Linked DNA regions of Homo sapiens: region 1 is linked to region 2. A link is an interaction called in ENCODE POLR2A ChIA-PET data of the cell type or tissue named here. Cell type or tissue: PC-9. All regions are shown on one strand. Links, peaks and the distances in the headings refer to the core of each region. The heading gives the core; the rest is flanking DNA.

Region 1 (8,155 bases), core at 1,319-6,318, 260 kb after region 2:
GCACTTTGGGAGGCCAAGGCGGGTGGATAACCTGAGGTTGGGAGTTCAAGACCAGCCTGACCAACATGGAGAAACCCCGTCTCTACTAAAAATACAAAATTAGCCAGGCATGGTGACTCATGCCTGTAATCCTAGCTACTCGGGAGGCTCAGGCAGAACAATTGCTTGAACCTGGGAGGTAGAGGTTGTGTTGAGCCGAGATGCACCATTGCACTCCAGCCTGGGCAACAAAAGCGAAACTCCATCTCAAAAAAAAAATGTATATATATATATATAAAACATTAGCTAGAACAACTATGCCCTCTAACAAAGAACTGTTGTTGGTGACAGAAATAGCATGTTAGGTTAGATTCTAAGTGACAACACCTTCATTCCTACAAGAGATAATATTCACATGAACATTTTTGGAAACCATTAACTGGTATTATCACTAAAAATTTTATAATTTATCACAAAATATTAGGTGCTATGTTGTTCATGTAACATTGAATTAACCAAAGAATGACATTAACTACCTTCAGATTTAAACAAATGTTTTGGAGAACAATTCTTTGTACAAGCAGAAAGATTTAAAGATAAAGCCTACGATGGAAATCTTTCTATACAGATGAAGGAAGCCTTTTAAAATTAAAGGAGGCTGGGCGCGGTGGCTCACGCCTGTAACCCAACATTTTGGGAGGCCAAGGGGGGCAGATCACCTGAGGTTAAGAGTTCAAGACCAGTCTGTCCAACATGGCAAAACCCTGTTTCTACTAAAAATACAGAAATTAGCTGGGCATGGTGGTGGGCGCCTGTATACTTGATCTTAGCCAAAGGCCGAGAAGCAATAAGGGCGCCTGTAATCTCTGCTACTCGGGAGGCTGAGGCAGGAGAATCGTTTGAACCCGGGAGGTGGGGGTTGCAGTGAGCCGAGATCACACCACTGTACTCCAGCCTGGGCAACAGAGTGAGACTCTGTCTCAAAAAAAAAAAAAAAAAAAAAAAAAAAAGTCAAAGGAATTGAAAATATGCTTTTATGCTTTAAAATATGTAGATTATATAAGTCAAAAAATAAATATGTGTGACTACTATATGATCCCAAACAGAAAAATCAGAATATCCATAGTATTATAAAATAAGCCAAAAGAAAGAGATATTTACATCTAGCAATAGACAGTATATAACTTAGAGTCAAGAAATGTTGGGCCAGGCGCGGTGGCTCACGCCTGTAATCCCAGCACTTTGGGAGGCTGAGGTGGGTGGATCACCTGAGGTCAGGAGTTCAAGACCAACCTGGCTGGCCAACATGGCGAAACCCTGTCTCTACTAAAAATACAAAAATTAGCCAGGTGTGGTGGCACACACCGGTAATCCCAGCTACTCAGGAGGCTGAGGCAGGAGAATCGCTTGAACCAGGGAGGCAGAGGTTGCAGTGAGCTGAGACCGTGCCACTGTACTCTAGCCTGGGGGACAGAGCAAGACTCTCTATCAAAAAAAAAAAAGAAAAAGAAAGAAGAAAAGAAATGTTGTTAGCACTTAAATCCCCATAAATATTTATGGCTTTTCGAAAATATCTTTATGGTCATAAGTAGGTTTGATAGCATTTCAATAGTAAATTTCCTTGTATTTTTTTCTTAGAAATGGGGAAGATTGAAGCAAAAAATGGAACAGTTAAGGCTATTTATGAAGTAAGAAATGGTTCCCCTGCTACTCTTGTGAAGTTTCCAGGTACCAAAAGCAAACTTCCTCCTAACGACTCAGGGTTCCAATCTTTTCTCCCTTAAAAATACAAGATCCAGAAGAGGAGCCCTGTCAGATTTCCATTCAACAAAACCGCTGGGCTTACCAACCTTACACTGGAAACAACAAGCTCAAAAGTGGACTCTGAAACTTGCTTTTTAAAAAAAGCGTTTCAAGCGATAAGTGTAACGTGCTACAGCAAGTTTAGACATCTGCAGGTCTGATGCAGTCATCTCCTGAGGGTTTACCCAACAGACACACACAGGGCCAGGCACCTTTTCTTCTTTAGCAGCAGAAGAAAAATGTGCTCTTTATTGCCAAAAATAAACACTTTTTAAAAGACGACTTCTGTTCCTCAATAAATATCCCTTCCTTTCTATAGTGGATCTCTGGTTTTCTCCAGGCTGCCTAATTAACTGCTTTGGGTGTGTTCCTAACTGGAGACAGTGCTGAGGGGTCAGGGCCACAGCCTTCATTAAGGAGAAATGAAATACTCCTCCTGTGTACGTAGGAGGTGCCCTTGGTCCCGCCGGCCGCTGCCACCACCACCAAACTAAATGATCAGGCTCTTGGTGGTGAAGGGGTTCATAAATGCTGGGTAGAGAAAGGAATATTAGGTTTATTGGCAGGGAGGGGACAGCCAGGGTCTAATGCTATTCTCAGAAGGTTACTCTCAAATTAGGGACACCTGGGAATTTGAAGTGTTAGTGGCCCTGGGGAAAGGACTGGAAGGATTTATAAGCCCCTTGAATGAACGCCGTGGCACTCAATCTTAACACCAGAAATCTAAGGTACAACTGAAAATTACTCCTTTTGGACAGAAAGGAACAGAAGGGAGAATTGGTTTTATTTTTTCGGGTTGTTTGTTTTTTGTTTTTTTTTGAGACGGAGTCTCGCTCTGTCGCCCAGGCTGGAGTGCAGTGGCGCAATCTCGGCTCACTGCCAGATCTGCCTCCTGGGTTCATGCCATTCTCCTGCCTCAGCCTCCCAAGTAGCTGGGACTACAGGCGGCCGTCACCACGCCCAGCTAATTTTTTGTATTTTTAGTAGAGACGGGGTTTCACCGTGTTAGCCAGGATGGTCTCCATCTCCTGACCTCGTGATCCGCCCGTCTCAGCCTCCCAAAGTGCTGGGATTACAGGGGTGAGCCACCGTGGCTGGCCGAGAATTGTTAAAGAAGGTACTGGACTATACTTTCTCAGCTCTCTCCTACCTCCCCGACCCTAACCCCCATGGGTATCCAGTTTCTACTTGCTGCTCTTCAAATGCTGAAAGCCCAACCACAGCAATCAGATCTACTCAGATCTTCCCCCTCTTATAACATCCATCCTCCAAAACCATATATTCCTCTTTTCTCCCCCATGTAAACCCTGTGTTAAATTAATATTTAGGGAGCAGGTAAGAGAAAAAGAAGCATATCCATACTAAAGTGTAAATGACTAATAGGGATGCTTGGAAAGCCCTCTCTTACAAAGGGTTGCTCAGTTTTAAACAGTTGCTTATTGGCCAAATAAATACATTTTCTATTATTTCCTCAAATAAGGGCGCATTTTATTCTTTCTCACTGGGCGAGGGACGTATATGGCTTAGAAACAGCAACAGTAGGCCAGGCACGGTGGCCTGTAATTCCAGCACTTTGGGAGGCCAAGGCAGGTGGATCACCTGAGGTCGGGAGTTTGAGACCAGGTTGGCCAACATGGTGAAAGCCCGTCTCTACTAAAAGTACAAAAATTAGCTGGGTGTGGTGACACATTGTAATCCCAGCTACTCGGGAGGCTGAGGCAGGAGAATCGCTTGAACCTGGGAGGCAGAGGTTGCAGTGAGTCGAGATCACACCACTGCACTCCAGCCTGGGCGACAGAGTGAAGACTCCATCTCAAAAAAAAAAAAAAAGAAAGAAAGAAACAACAACAGTATTTTAAGCAGAAAAGAGTAAATAGTACAGTATCAAGAACTACTGGTGTTGCATTTGAAGGGAAGCTTTTAGTATGTTGGTGAAGGGGAAGAGGTGAGGGAAAGTTTGAGCTTGGAAGGTTTTAGTTCCTTGAGCTTCATTTTCTCTTCCTTATTTTTATGCTGATTGGGTCTCTTTTTCCTTGTCAACAGACTGCTTCAGTACTTCTTGGCTTTATTTATTTATTTTGCTCCTGCTAACAAGCTGGAGGCTGAGTTATGTGCTCAGTCTGAAAATGTTCCTTTTGACTGTTGTCTCTGAACTTTCTAACCAATACAGAGAGTAAATAGGTACTGTGCTGTATGCAAATGTAGGCATATTTGTCCGTGTAGGCCAAAGGAGGGGAGGCATGTTGCAAAATGCCTTTAGAACAAAAACAAACGTTTCCAATAGAGTATTTTATAGCCTTTTGAAAATAAGCTAAACTTTTAGAAAACGAAAAGTACAGAGGAAGACTTATCTATAAAATAAATTGGAAAAAACCACACACAAAACAAAACATGACTAATACTTCGACAGTGAGTTCACCTCAAGCATTTCATGAATTTCACATGACCCACCCACTTTTTCTCTGTACCTCTGAGGATTACCATATTAGCAGCAATAATTACTCTTTTGTTCAAGTGCCAGATTTACATATCAACGTAGCCATGGCATTCCTGAATGTAGAATATTGTACTGTTCGCCTCGTTTGTGGTTTCTATAATAAGGTTAATTTTTGTTCCCTTACCCTCCTCACTTAATCTCATGCCACCCCCTACCTTTCTTCAATTAGTGGTTTGTTTTTTACTTTGAATAGTTTTTCTCCTTTCCTTTCTCAGTCTCTGTGTCATGATTTGAACTATCCTCAAATTCACTGTACGAACCATGCTGCATTTAAAACTTTTTATCACCCAGCCATGGATGATCAATTCTTTGAAAAGACAAGCCAAAGACAGAGAAGTTATGAATGGGCATTTCTAGGATGACTCTAGAATACCTTCTTCCCCAAGTTTAGGATGTGTGGTAAGATGCGTCAGAAGTTACCATGGTAGATTTCATGGCCATCTTTGTCTTTTTTTTTTTTTTGAGATGGAGTCTCGCTCTGTCACCCAGGCTGGAGTGCAGTAGTGCAATCTCGGCTCACTGCAAGCTCTGCCTCCTGGGTTCACGCCATTCTCCTGCCTCAGCCTCCCGAGTAGCTGGGACTACAGGGGACTGCCACCATGCCTGGCTAATTTTTTGTATTTTTAGTAGAGATGGGGTTCACCGTGTTAGCCAGGATGGTCTCGATCTCCTGACCTCGTGATCTGCCTGCCTCAGCCTCCCAAAGTGCTGGGATTACAGGCGTGAGCCACCACACCCGGCCCATCTTTGTCTTTTCCTTGGTAGGCCTTTAAAAAAAATTATTGCTATTTCTAGATTTTATTGGAGATGGATCTAGCAAAAATTTCCAGAATTGCATCAGACATTTTTAATTTCCAATGGATGTTTGGAAAGGGTTGGACAGTTTTAAAATTTTTCAGACTCAAACATGTCAAACTGGCCAGGTGCAGTGGCTCACACCTGTAATCCCAACACTTTGGGAGGCCAAGGTGGGCCGATCACCTGAGGTCAGGAGATTGAGACCATCCTGGCCAACATGGTGAAACCCTGTCCCTACTAAAAATACAAAAATTAGCTGGGCATGCTGGCACATGCCTATAATCCCAGCTACTTGGGAGTCTGAGGTAGGAGGATTGCTTGAACCCGGGAGGCAGAGGTTGCAGTGAGCTGAGATCATGCCACTGCACTCCATCCTGGCAACAGAGCTAGACTCCACCTCAAAAAAGAAAAAAAAAAGTGTCAAACTAAATGGAAAGCCAGCTTGGGCCTAACAAGCTATTTTAATGAGCATTCTTTCTCTGTGATGTTCCCCAGGGGATATGAGCCCAAGAAGACCCATGTGGCCCAGGGAGTAACATGATCATCTTGGCTCTGTTTAGACACCTGTGCCCAGCGGTAAGGGGACCAGGAGGCAGACAGATAGATGAGGGCATGGAGGCATGCAGACCCATTAGGAGTGGGTGTGCACCATGCTACTTAGAAAGTTACTACAAGAAACTCCATAGCAGTGACAGAGGCTTGATGCAACATAGGCCAACAGTGCCTCTATGTGGGGTGTCTGAGAGTATATGAAATGTGTTTGTGACTGTTGGGGAGGGAGTGAAGAGAGGAGAAATGTATGTGTTTTTTAAAGGAATTGCATGCCTTGGAGGTTCCTTTTGAGAAGATGATATAGGAAAAAAAGATTGAGAACCGTAGATATAGAACACATCCAGGATGCTGAGAGCACATTCTTCCCCTAACCATTTAAAAAACACTTTGCTGTGTTTGCTCTTCTAATCAGTCTGATGCGCAGCTTTCCCTGCCCACCATAAGTTTTACATCCTCTTACCTTCAACTTATCACCACATAGATATTAAACTTGATCTGTATTATTTTTTACCAGATGCTTTGTTTAGTGAATGGTCTAAGTTTTCTGTATGTCACCTCCTGGATTATAAAGTCCTTGAGGATTTACACTGTAATTTTAGAAGTTAATACACCTACTAGGTGCAGTGGCTCATGCCTGTAATTCCAGCACTTTGGGAGGCCGAGGCGGGCGGATCACGAGGTCAGGAGATAGAGACCATCCTAGATAACACGGTGAAACCCAGTCTGTACTAAAAATACAAAAATTAGCTGGGCGTGGTGGTGGGCGCCTGTAGTCCCAGCTACTCGGGAGGCTGAGGCAGGAGAATGGCATGAACCTGGGAGGCAGAGGCTGTAATGAGCCGAGATTGCACCACTGCACTCCAGCCTGGGTGACAGAGCGAAACTCTGTCTCAAAAAAAAAAAAAAAAGTTGCATGGGACACACTTTCCTAAAAGAGTATTTGCGGTTTATCTGAAATTCGAATGTAATTGAGTATTCTGTGTCTATATTGCTAAATCTGAGAACTCTACCTCAGTTGGATTTTGCAAGGGTTGAGAAAGCACTTTGTGAGTCTTTGAAAAGGTGTGAGCCAAAGGGCTCTTCAGGAGCAGCATTGACAAATATGCAATCTTTGTCAAGTTCTCAAAGGCCCGAGGTAGGCCAAAACAAAAACAACAGTAAAAACAAGCTCACTGACTTTATTAAATGAGGACACAGCCAGTTATTTTTAAAATAACTTTATTGAGATATAATCCACTCATTTAAAGTGGTTTAACTACAGTTAAACTACAATTTAGTGGTTTTTAATATATTCACAGGATGTGCAACCATCACCAAAATCAATTTTAGATAATTTTCTTTTCTTCTTTTTTTTTTTTTTTTTTTTTGAGTCGGAGTTTCGCTCTTGTTGCTCAGGCTGGAGTGCAATGGCACGGTCTCAACTCACTGCAACCTCCGCCTCCTGGGTTTAAGCCATTCTCCTGCCTCAGCCTCCCACGTAGCTGGGATTACAGGTATGCTCTCCCAGGCCTGGCCAACTTTGTATTTTTAGTAGAGATGGGTTTCTCCATGTTGGTCAGGCTGGTCTCGAACTCCTGACCTCAGGTGATCAGCCCACCTCGGCCTCCCAAAGTGCTGGGATTACAGGCGTGAGCCACCATGCCCGGCTGAATTTTAGATCATTTTCATCACCTCAAAAAGAAACCCAGTACTCATTAACCGTCACTCTCCTTTCCAGGATCCCTCCATCCCTGCCATTCTTCAACCCTAGCCCTTGGCAACCACTAATGGATTTTTTGGTCTATTTAGATGTGCCTGTTCCAGACACTTCATTATAAATGGAATCATACAATATGTGGCCTATTGTGTCTGGCTTTTTTCACTTCACATAAAGTTTTCAAGGTTCAGACATATTGAAGTGTGTATATCCCTTCATTTTTTTTCATTGCTGAATAATATTTCTTTCCTTTTTTTTTGAGACAGAGTCTTGCTCTGTTGCCCAGGCTGGAGTGCCGTGATCACAGCTCACTTCAGCCTCCAACTCCAGGGCTCAAACGATCCTCCCACCTGGGCCTCCCGAGTGGCTAGGACTACAAGCACCACCACCACACCCAAGTAATTTTTAAATTTTTTGTAACACACCCAACTAATTTTTAATTTTTTTTGTAGAGACTGCATCTTACTATATGGGTCTTCTTCCTTCTTCTTTCTTCTTCCTTCTTCTCCTTCTTCTTCCTTCATCGTTCTTCTTCCTTCTTTCATTCTTCTTCTTCTTTTTTTTTTTTTTAAATACAGTGTCTGGCTCTGTCGCCCAGGCTGGAGTGCAGTGGTACAATCTTGGCTTATTGCAGCCTCTGCCTCCCAGGCCCAAGTGATCCTCTCATGTCAGCCTCCCCAGTAACTGGGATTACAGGCATGTGCCACCACACTCGACTAATTTTTGTATTTTTTTGTAGAGACAGGTTTTGCTATGTTGCCCAGGCTGGTCTCGAACTCTTGGGCTAAAGCAATCCTCCCGCCTCGGCCTCCCAACGTGCTGGGATTACA
Region 2 (8,155 bases), core at 1,191-6,190:
TGTCCCTACAAAATCCTGGTGAAAGAAATCAAAGAGGAGCTAATAAATAGAGAGATATAACATGTTCATGGATAGGAAGACTTTATTTTGTTAACATATCAGTGCTTCCTGGCCAGGCGCCATGGCTCAAGCCTGTAATCCCAGCACTTTGGGAGGCCGAGGCAGGCAGATCATGAGGTCAGGAGATCACAACCATCCTGGCTAACACGGTGAAACCCCGTCTCTACTAAAAATACAAAAAGTTAGCTGGGCGTGGTGGCGGCCGCCTGTAGTCCCAGCTACTCGGGAGGCTGAGGCAGGAGAATGGCATGAACCCCAGGCGGAGCTTGCAGCAAGCCGAGATTGCGCCACTGCACTGCAGCCTGGGCGACAGAGCGAGACTCCGTCTCAAAAAAAAAAAGGTATCAGTGCTTCCCAACTTGAGCTACAGATTAAATACAGTCTTAATCAAAAGCCCAAAGTTATTTTTTGGATATCAACCAACTGATTTTAAAATTTACATGGAAATGCAGAAAAGACCAAGAACAGTCCAGAATACTAAAGAACAAAGTTGGAAGACTGATACTACCTGACTTCAACACTTACCGTAAAGCTACAATAATCAAAAAAGTATGGTATTAGAAAAAGAATAGACAAACAGATCAATGGAATGGAATAGTAAACCCAGAAATAGACCCTCACAAAGAGAGTCAACTGATCTTTGACAAAGGAGCAAAGGGGATTCAATGGAGAAAGGACAGTCTTTTCCAAAAATGGTACTGGAACAACTGGATATCCATTTGCAAAAATGAATAAATAAATAAATCTAGCCACATACTTTACACCTTTCACAAAATTTAGCTCTAAATGGATCACAGACCTAAATGTAAAATATAAAACCATAAAATTTCTAGAAAATAACAGAAGAAAATCCTTGTGACCTTAGATTAGGTGATGAGTTTTTAAATACAATACCAAAAGCACACTCCATGAAAGAAAAATTTGATGTTGGACTTCATTAAATTTAAAAACTTCTGCTCTACAAAAGATACCGTTAAAGAGAATGAAAAGATAAACCACAGACTTGGAGGAAATATTTGAGGTGGTTTTTTTTTTTTTGGAGGAAATATTTGTGAAACACACATCTGATAAAGCAGCAGTCCATAGCCTTTCTCGCACCAGGGACCAGTTTCATGGAAGACAATTTTTCCATGGACGGCGTTGTGGGGGTATGGTTCAGGATGATTCAAGTGCATTGTATTTATTGTGCACTTTATTTCTATTATTACATTATAATATATAACGACATAATTATACAACTCAACATAATGTAGAATCAGTGGGAGCCCTGAGCTTGTCTTCCTGCAACTAGACAGTACCATCTGGGGGTGATGGGAGACAGTGACAGATCATCAGGCATTAGATTCTCATAAGGAGTGTGCAGCCTAGATCCCTCACATGTGCAGTTCACAACAGGGTTCGTGCGCCGATGAGAATCTACGGCCACCACTGATCTGACAGGAGGTGGAGCTCAGGCAGTAATGCATAATGTAAATACAGAGGAAGCTTTGCTCTCTGGCCCACTGCTCACCTCCTGCTGTGTGGCCCATTTCCTAATAGGTACTGGTCTGCGGCCCAGGGGTTGGGGAACCCTGTGATAAAGGACTGGTATCCAAAATATACAAAGAACTCAAGTCAGCAATAAGAAAAGAAACTCAATGGACAGAAGATCTGAGCAGACACCTTATCAAAGAAGATATACAGATGACAAATAAGCATATGAAAAGGTATCTAACATCATATGTCATTAGGGGATTGCAAATTCAAACAAGATACCACTACCCACCTATGAGAATGGCTAAAATCCAAAAAATGGACAATACCAAATACAAGGACATGGAGCAACAGAAATTCTCGCCTGGGCGCGGTGGCTCACATCTGTAATCCCAGCACTTTGGGAGGCCAAGGTGGGCAGATCACTTGAGGTCAGGAGTTTGAGATCAGCCTGACCAACATGGTGAAACCCCATCTCTACTAAAAAAAAATACAAAAATTAGCCAGATATGGTGGCAGGTGCCTGTAATCCCAGCTACTTGGGAGGCTGAGGCAGAAGAATCGCTTGAACCCGGGACGTGGAGGTTGCAGTGAGCCGAGATCATGCCACTGCACTCCAGCCTGGGCAACAGAGTGAGACCCTATCTCAAAAAAGAAAAAAAAAAAAGGAAAAATTCTCATTCATTGCTGTTGGGGAATGCAAAATGGTACAGCCACTTTGGGAGAAGTTTGGCAGTTTCTTACCAAGCTAAATGCAGCCTTACCATACAATTCAGCAATTGTCCTCCTATGTATTCACTCAAATGAATTGAAAACTTATGTCCACACAAAAATCTGCAATAGAATATTTGTAGTAGCTTTATTCATAATTGCCAAAAACTAAAAGCAACCAAGATGCCCATCAATAGATGAATAAACAAAATGAGATACATCCATACATTGGAATATTACTCAGTAATAAAAATAAATGAACTATCAAGCCACAAAAAGACATGGAGGAATCTTAACTGCATATTCCTAAGTCAAAGAAGCCAGTCTGAACAGATATGAATCTAACTGTATGACGTTCTAAAAAAGGCAAACTACAGCGGCAGTAAGAAGGCCAGTGGTCACCAGGAGAACAGGAGTGGGAGGATGAATCGGTGGAGTGCAAGGGATATTTGGGGCATTGAGACTATTCTGTATAACACTGTAATGGAGGATACATGTTATTGAACATCTGTCAAAACCCATAGAAATGTAAAACACACAGAGTGAACATTATGTGAACTATGGACTTTTAGTTTTAAAAAAAGGTAAAACCAAAAAAAAAAAAAAACCCAGAAACAAACCAGTATATGGTAATAAAACACAAGTCTAATACTTTTCTTGCTGTTTGTCAAAATTCTGTATACAGTAAAATAGTAACATTTATTGCGTCTAAAATGCCAGTTTCTATGCTAAGCACTTTATATATATCATGTCATTTAATCTTTACAGATCCCATTATTATCCTCATTTTAGTTAAAACTTACAAAAAGTTGTGGGACATAATATGTGCTTCTTTATTAACCTATTAAGTAACAAGTGGTCATCTAATAACTGCCATAATTTTGACGTGGTATTGAGTATAGATAATATTTTGAAACGTGCAACAAGTCATGTGATATAAAGATATCGGCAATATTTACAGGGGGCAAATCATAGCTACTGCTAATACTACTGTGGCTTTTGCCTACATTCCATTTCAGAAGTCGGTGAAATAATAATTTTTTCCACTCAAGTTCACAGACATCCTGAATTCTATCCATGGATACCTTATCGTGGACTCCCCAGGTTAATAATTCTGGCCAAGGTACTTAATACGCTGCCATATTTTGCAAGCCTCTAGGGAATCAAGAGAAAACCAGGCCAATACTTTATTTTGAATGGATTCTAATGTAGCCTCTTTTCAAGCTTTTGCAAAGAAACCTGAACTATGTAAGGAGATGGGGCAGGAGTTGTTTTCAGTATGCAGCATTGAGAGAAGTGTTTAAGAGTTTTATATCATTAAAGAGGCTCAGCAATATTAGGTTAGCGACGTTTTCTAATCCATTATTATTTAGGCTTTAAGGGCCTGAAGTCGAGTTGAATCTTGTTGAAAGACGGGGTAAAAGGATACAGGCGGGTGAGAGAGGATGCCCCTGAGTTTTAACGTCTGCATACAAGAGTCGCTAAAACTTACTCGCACGTAATTAGTTCAAATATTGGAAATCGTCTTACAGCACACTATAATTTACCAAGATGCTTATAACTGTATACACACACACACTCTACAGAGAATTAGACAATTAGCAGTTTCAATAATGAATACAGAGTCAACGACAAGAAAACAGGGAACATTTTCTCTTCCTTTGAGGAAATGCATGTTGCCTACTGAGCTATTCTTCTGCCTCTCCTTCTGATGTCAACGCAGAGCCAGAGCCATTTATGGCAGGTGCCTTGAGCCCGCCTAGAGGTCCCCTTTGGAATACTGCAGCGACTCAAGGATCCTGGTCAGCCCTTATTGGCCCCAGCTGGTCCTTTGGATGCTCGGGTGTGGGTGAAGGAGCCTCGGCCCCTGGAAAGGAGGGGACCGACTCTCTCCGCAGGTAGCGACGTCGCCTGCGGCCGGTCGGGGGTGGGTATTGGGGAGACCCCTTTACCTGGCGTCGAGAGGACCCCGGCGCCCCTGCTGCCATCCAGGTGCGAGGACAGCTCTGTCGCGCCCGCGGGAAGGACCGGCGAATCCGCGCGGGGGTCTCGGCGAGGACCGCAGCGGATGCTCCGCAGCTCCCGCACCGGCCTGGCGGGTTTTGTGGTTAGCAAGTTCCTGCTTCCGTCGCAGCGACGGCAAGTTTGCCGCGGGGGAAGGGCACGTTCCTGCCCTGCAACCCGGAGCTGCTTCCCGGCAACATTAGCGCGTCCCTCCCCGCGGAGGCTCCGGGCTCCCGGCCCCAGCGCTGAGCCCCGCAGGGAGGTGGCTCCCCCCACCGCCCCGCGCTCCCCCCCAGCTCAGCCACACCGCTGACCCCGGGCTGGGCGCGCTGCGAGGGGGAGTGCGTGCCTCCCTGCTGGTGGCCCGAGGGTCTGCAGGTGAGCCTTGCCTCGCGGCCCGCGCAAGTTAAAATAAATGCACATGGGGAAAATGTCAAACAGTACAAAAATAGACACAGAGACAAGTCTACCCCTCACCCCCGTGCCCCAGTCTCCTAGTCTCCCTCCTCAGAGGCAACCACTGAGAGCAGTTTTTTGATGTTCAAGGGCTTATAGTGCATCCTATTGGGGGCATAGTTCTGAGAATCCTCTTTCCATAATTGGAGGATGGAGTCCTCAATTAAAGATGGCAATTCTTGAGTTAAATATTATCTGCAAGACAAACTTCAGGGAAGGTATTTGGCTTTCTGCGGGATTTATTGTTTGTAGATAGGATAATAATGGTGAAAATGCTGGTGTCTGTAACATATATTAAAACTGTATCCCTAACACTTAGCATAGTGCCTGGTACACAATAGGTGCTCAGTAAATATTTAACTAAAATATTTTTGTTGACTGAATGAATGGAAAAGAACTGCATAGGGCATAGGTTGTGGAAGTTTCTAAATTACTGCTGGCCCCATCCCCACCTCCATAAACACACACACAAATGCAACGTTACTAAACCATTGACACTTAGTTTGCCATATGGTCTAACCTTTGACAGTATCTTCACCTCTGTTTTGAAAGAGCTTGCAGACCTGAAGCGCTATGCAATTGCAAGTTAAGTCTAGGCCTGTACGGCCAACAGCTACACACCCTAGTCTTAACCAATAACTACAGGAGGATTAGGTTGACTGAGAATGCTTGTGAACAAAGGTCCATTGTGTGAAACTAACTCTACTTGTAACCAAAGGATGACTCTTGAATTACAATGTTGCTAAAGCTAGGTTTGAAAGAGTTACCAAAGAAAAGTAAACACCAGAGTAATTTCCCATTGCAGTGATTTTCCTGATGCAACAAGGGACTGATCTGCAAGTGTGTTTTATCTTTTATCATCTGATACACTTCAGGGTTCAGGGTGTAGAGCTATCACAGTTTTTGAATCTCTCTACATGGGGTAATCCATGCTAGTTACAAAGTAGACCTTTCCATTATTAGAAACTTCGTATTCGGTGCTTTAATACAATGAACCTGTTTCTTTTTTTGTTTTGTTTTGTGTTTTGTTTGTTTTTAGAGACGGAGTCTCGCTGTGTTGCCCAGGCTGGAGTGCAGTGGTGTGATCTCGGCTCACTGCAACCTCCACCTCCCGGGTTATAGCAATTCTTTTGCCTCAGACTCCTGAGTAGCTGGGACTACAGGCACATGCCGCCACGCCCAGCTAATTTTTTTCTATTTTAGTAGAGATGGGGTTTCACCGTGTTGCCCAGGCTGGTCTCGAACTCCTGAGCTCAGGCAATCCGCCCGCCTCGGCGTCCCAAAGTGCTAGGATTACAGGCGTGAGCCACTGTGCCCGGCCTGAACCTGTTTTCATTGAAGTGATATGTTATTTTTTCAGTTATGACAGTGAACAAAGGATATTGATTAAAATAATGATTAAAGAAATATTTTCTATTATATATGTTTAATTTATAAATATCATTGTTTATTTATTCATTTTTTTAGACAGGGTCTCGCTCTGTTGCCCACACTGGAGTGCAATGGCACAATCACGACTCACTGCAGCTTTGACCACCTGGGCTCAAGTGATTCTTTTGCCTCAGTCTCTTGAGTAGCTGGGACCACAAACGCACACCACACCCAGCTAATGTTCTTAATTTTTTTTTTTTTTTTAATTTTGAGATGGAGTCTCGCTCTGTTGCCCAGGCTGGAGTGCAGTGGCACGATCTCAGCTCACTGCAACTTCTGCCTCCCAGGTTCAAGCAATTCTCCTGCTTCAGTCTCCTGAGTAGCTGAGATTACAGGCTCATGCCACCATGCCCAGCTAATTTTTGTATTTTTAGTAGAGTCGGGGTTTCACCATGTTGGTCAGGCTGGTCTTGAACTCCTGACATCAAGTGATCTGCCCACCTTGGCCTCCCAAAGTGCTGGGATTATAGGCGTGACCCACCGTACCCGGTGTTTTAAATTATTTGTATAGATGAGGTCTTGCTACATTGCCCAGGCTAGTCTCAAACTCCTGGGCTCAAGCAATCCTCCTGCTTTGGCCTCCCAAAGTGCTGGGATTACAGGTGTGAGCCACTGCACTTGGCTTACTTAAAAATAAAATAAAAACTTTAATTTCTGGCCTGAGTCATAACTTAGAAATTATATCCATTGTCACTTCATTTCCTGAAGAGATTCTTGACACTCTTCTCTGAGGGTTAGAAGTCCCATCTATGTGGAGAAAGATTTCTTTAAAAGTAATCGGAAAACATGTATTAAGCAGCCAGGCGCAGTGGCTCACGCCTGTAATCCCAGCACTTTGGGAGGCCGAGGCGGGTGGATCACGAGGTCAGGAGATCGAGACCATCCTGGCTAACATGGTGAAACCCTGTCTCTAATAAAAATACAAAAAATTAGCTGGGTATGGTGGCGCGCGCCTGTAGTCCCAGCTATTGGGGAGGCTGAGGCAGAAGAATGGTGTGAACCCAGGAGGTGGAGCTTGTAGTGAGCCGAGATCGAGCCACTGCACTCCAGCCTGGGTGAAAGAGTGAGACTCTGTCTCAAAAAACAAACAAACAAACAAACAAACAAACAAAAAAAAAAACATGTATTAAGCACCTGCAGGGGAAACTAAAGACCAGTAATACCAATGAGATCTACCTTTAAGATGTTCATAGTTCAGAAGGAGAAAAAGTAAATCAATGGCTGTGTAAACAGTTAAGTGTGATGAAGGCCAGGTGTAGTGGCTCATGCCTGTAATTCCAGTGCTTTGGGAAGCCAAGGCAGGAGGATCACTTAAGCCCAGGAGTTTGAGGCCAGCCTGAGCAGCATAGCAAGACTCCATCTCTACAAAAAATAAAAATTAGCATGGTGTGGTGGTACACGTCTGTAGTTTCAGCTACTTGGGAGGCTGAGACAGGAGGATCTCCTAAGAGCCTAGGAGGCTCTTAGGAGGCTGTAGTGAGCCATGATAGCATCACTGCACTCCAGCCTGGGCAACAGAGTGAGACCCTGTCCCTGCCCTCCCCAAGAAAAGAATAAATGTTATGATAGAAGATGGCAACTAAAAAGGCTCAGAGAAGGGACATCTGATCCCAATTTCTGGGAAGAGGTGTTAATTATTGAAGAATGAAGTTATTAGCAGATGAGGAGGAAAAGGCTGAATATTTCAGGAATAGGAAACTGCATGACCACAGGAAATTCAGCCTGTTAGGAAGGTTACCAGTGTACACAGAAGAATAGAGAGAGAGGCTGGGGTCAGAGCAGGAAGGTTTTCATATGTTAAATCTTAAACTTTATCCTAAAGGCATGGGGAGTTCCTGAAGGCTTTTTGTAGGGCAGTGACAGGTCCAGAGACCTAATTAATATTCTAGAAAATTATCTCTACCTGCCACAGGAGGGATGGATTGAGGGACGTGAGGCCAGAGGCCTCTCTTCCAAGAAACGGAAGTGATAAGGCCCTGAAATGGGCATGCAGATAGAGGAGAAATTAAGAGGAGAGGCT

What was found. Peaks named below come from ENCODE experiments on the same cell type or tissue, not always from the same donor. Only the 100,000 strongest peaks of a DNase experiment are listed, where the experiment ranks them.
Region 1: POLR2A ChIA-PET joins it to region 2 with 10 read pairs; 14 of 35 experiments call an interaction of 5 or more read pairs at or near these places.

Annotation. Positions count from the first base shown.
Region 1 is chr12:12,603,082-12,611,236 of GRCh38, forward strand. No RefSeq gene overlaps it. Among named protein-coding and RNA genes, the nearest start is that of CREBL2, 4.7 kb to the right of the region's middle. RefSeq lists a silencer at 5,250-5,468. In PC-9, for the core only: a CTCF peak has its summit at 5,790; a DNase peak (open chromatin) is centred at 4,220; H3K27ac peaks cover 1,142 bases.
Region 2 is chr12:12,345,882-12,354,036 of GRCh38, forward strand. MANSC1 (MANSC domain containing 1) reads right to left here and starts at 4,361. Exons shown (of 4, transcript NM_018050.4): 1 at 4,197-4,361. RefSeq lists a silencer at 4,362-4,671 and a cis regulatory region at 7,927-8,155. In PC-9, for the core only: CTCF peaks have their summits at 4,399 and 4,600; DNase peaks (open chromatin) are centred at 4,030 and 5,370; H3K4me3 peaks cover 2,035 bases; H3K27ac peaks cover 2,226 bases.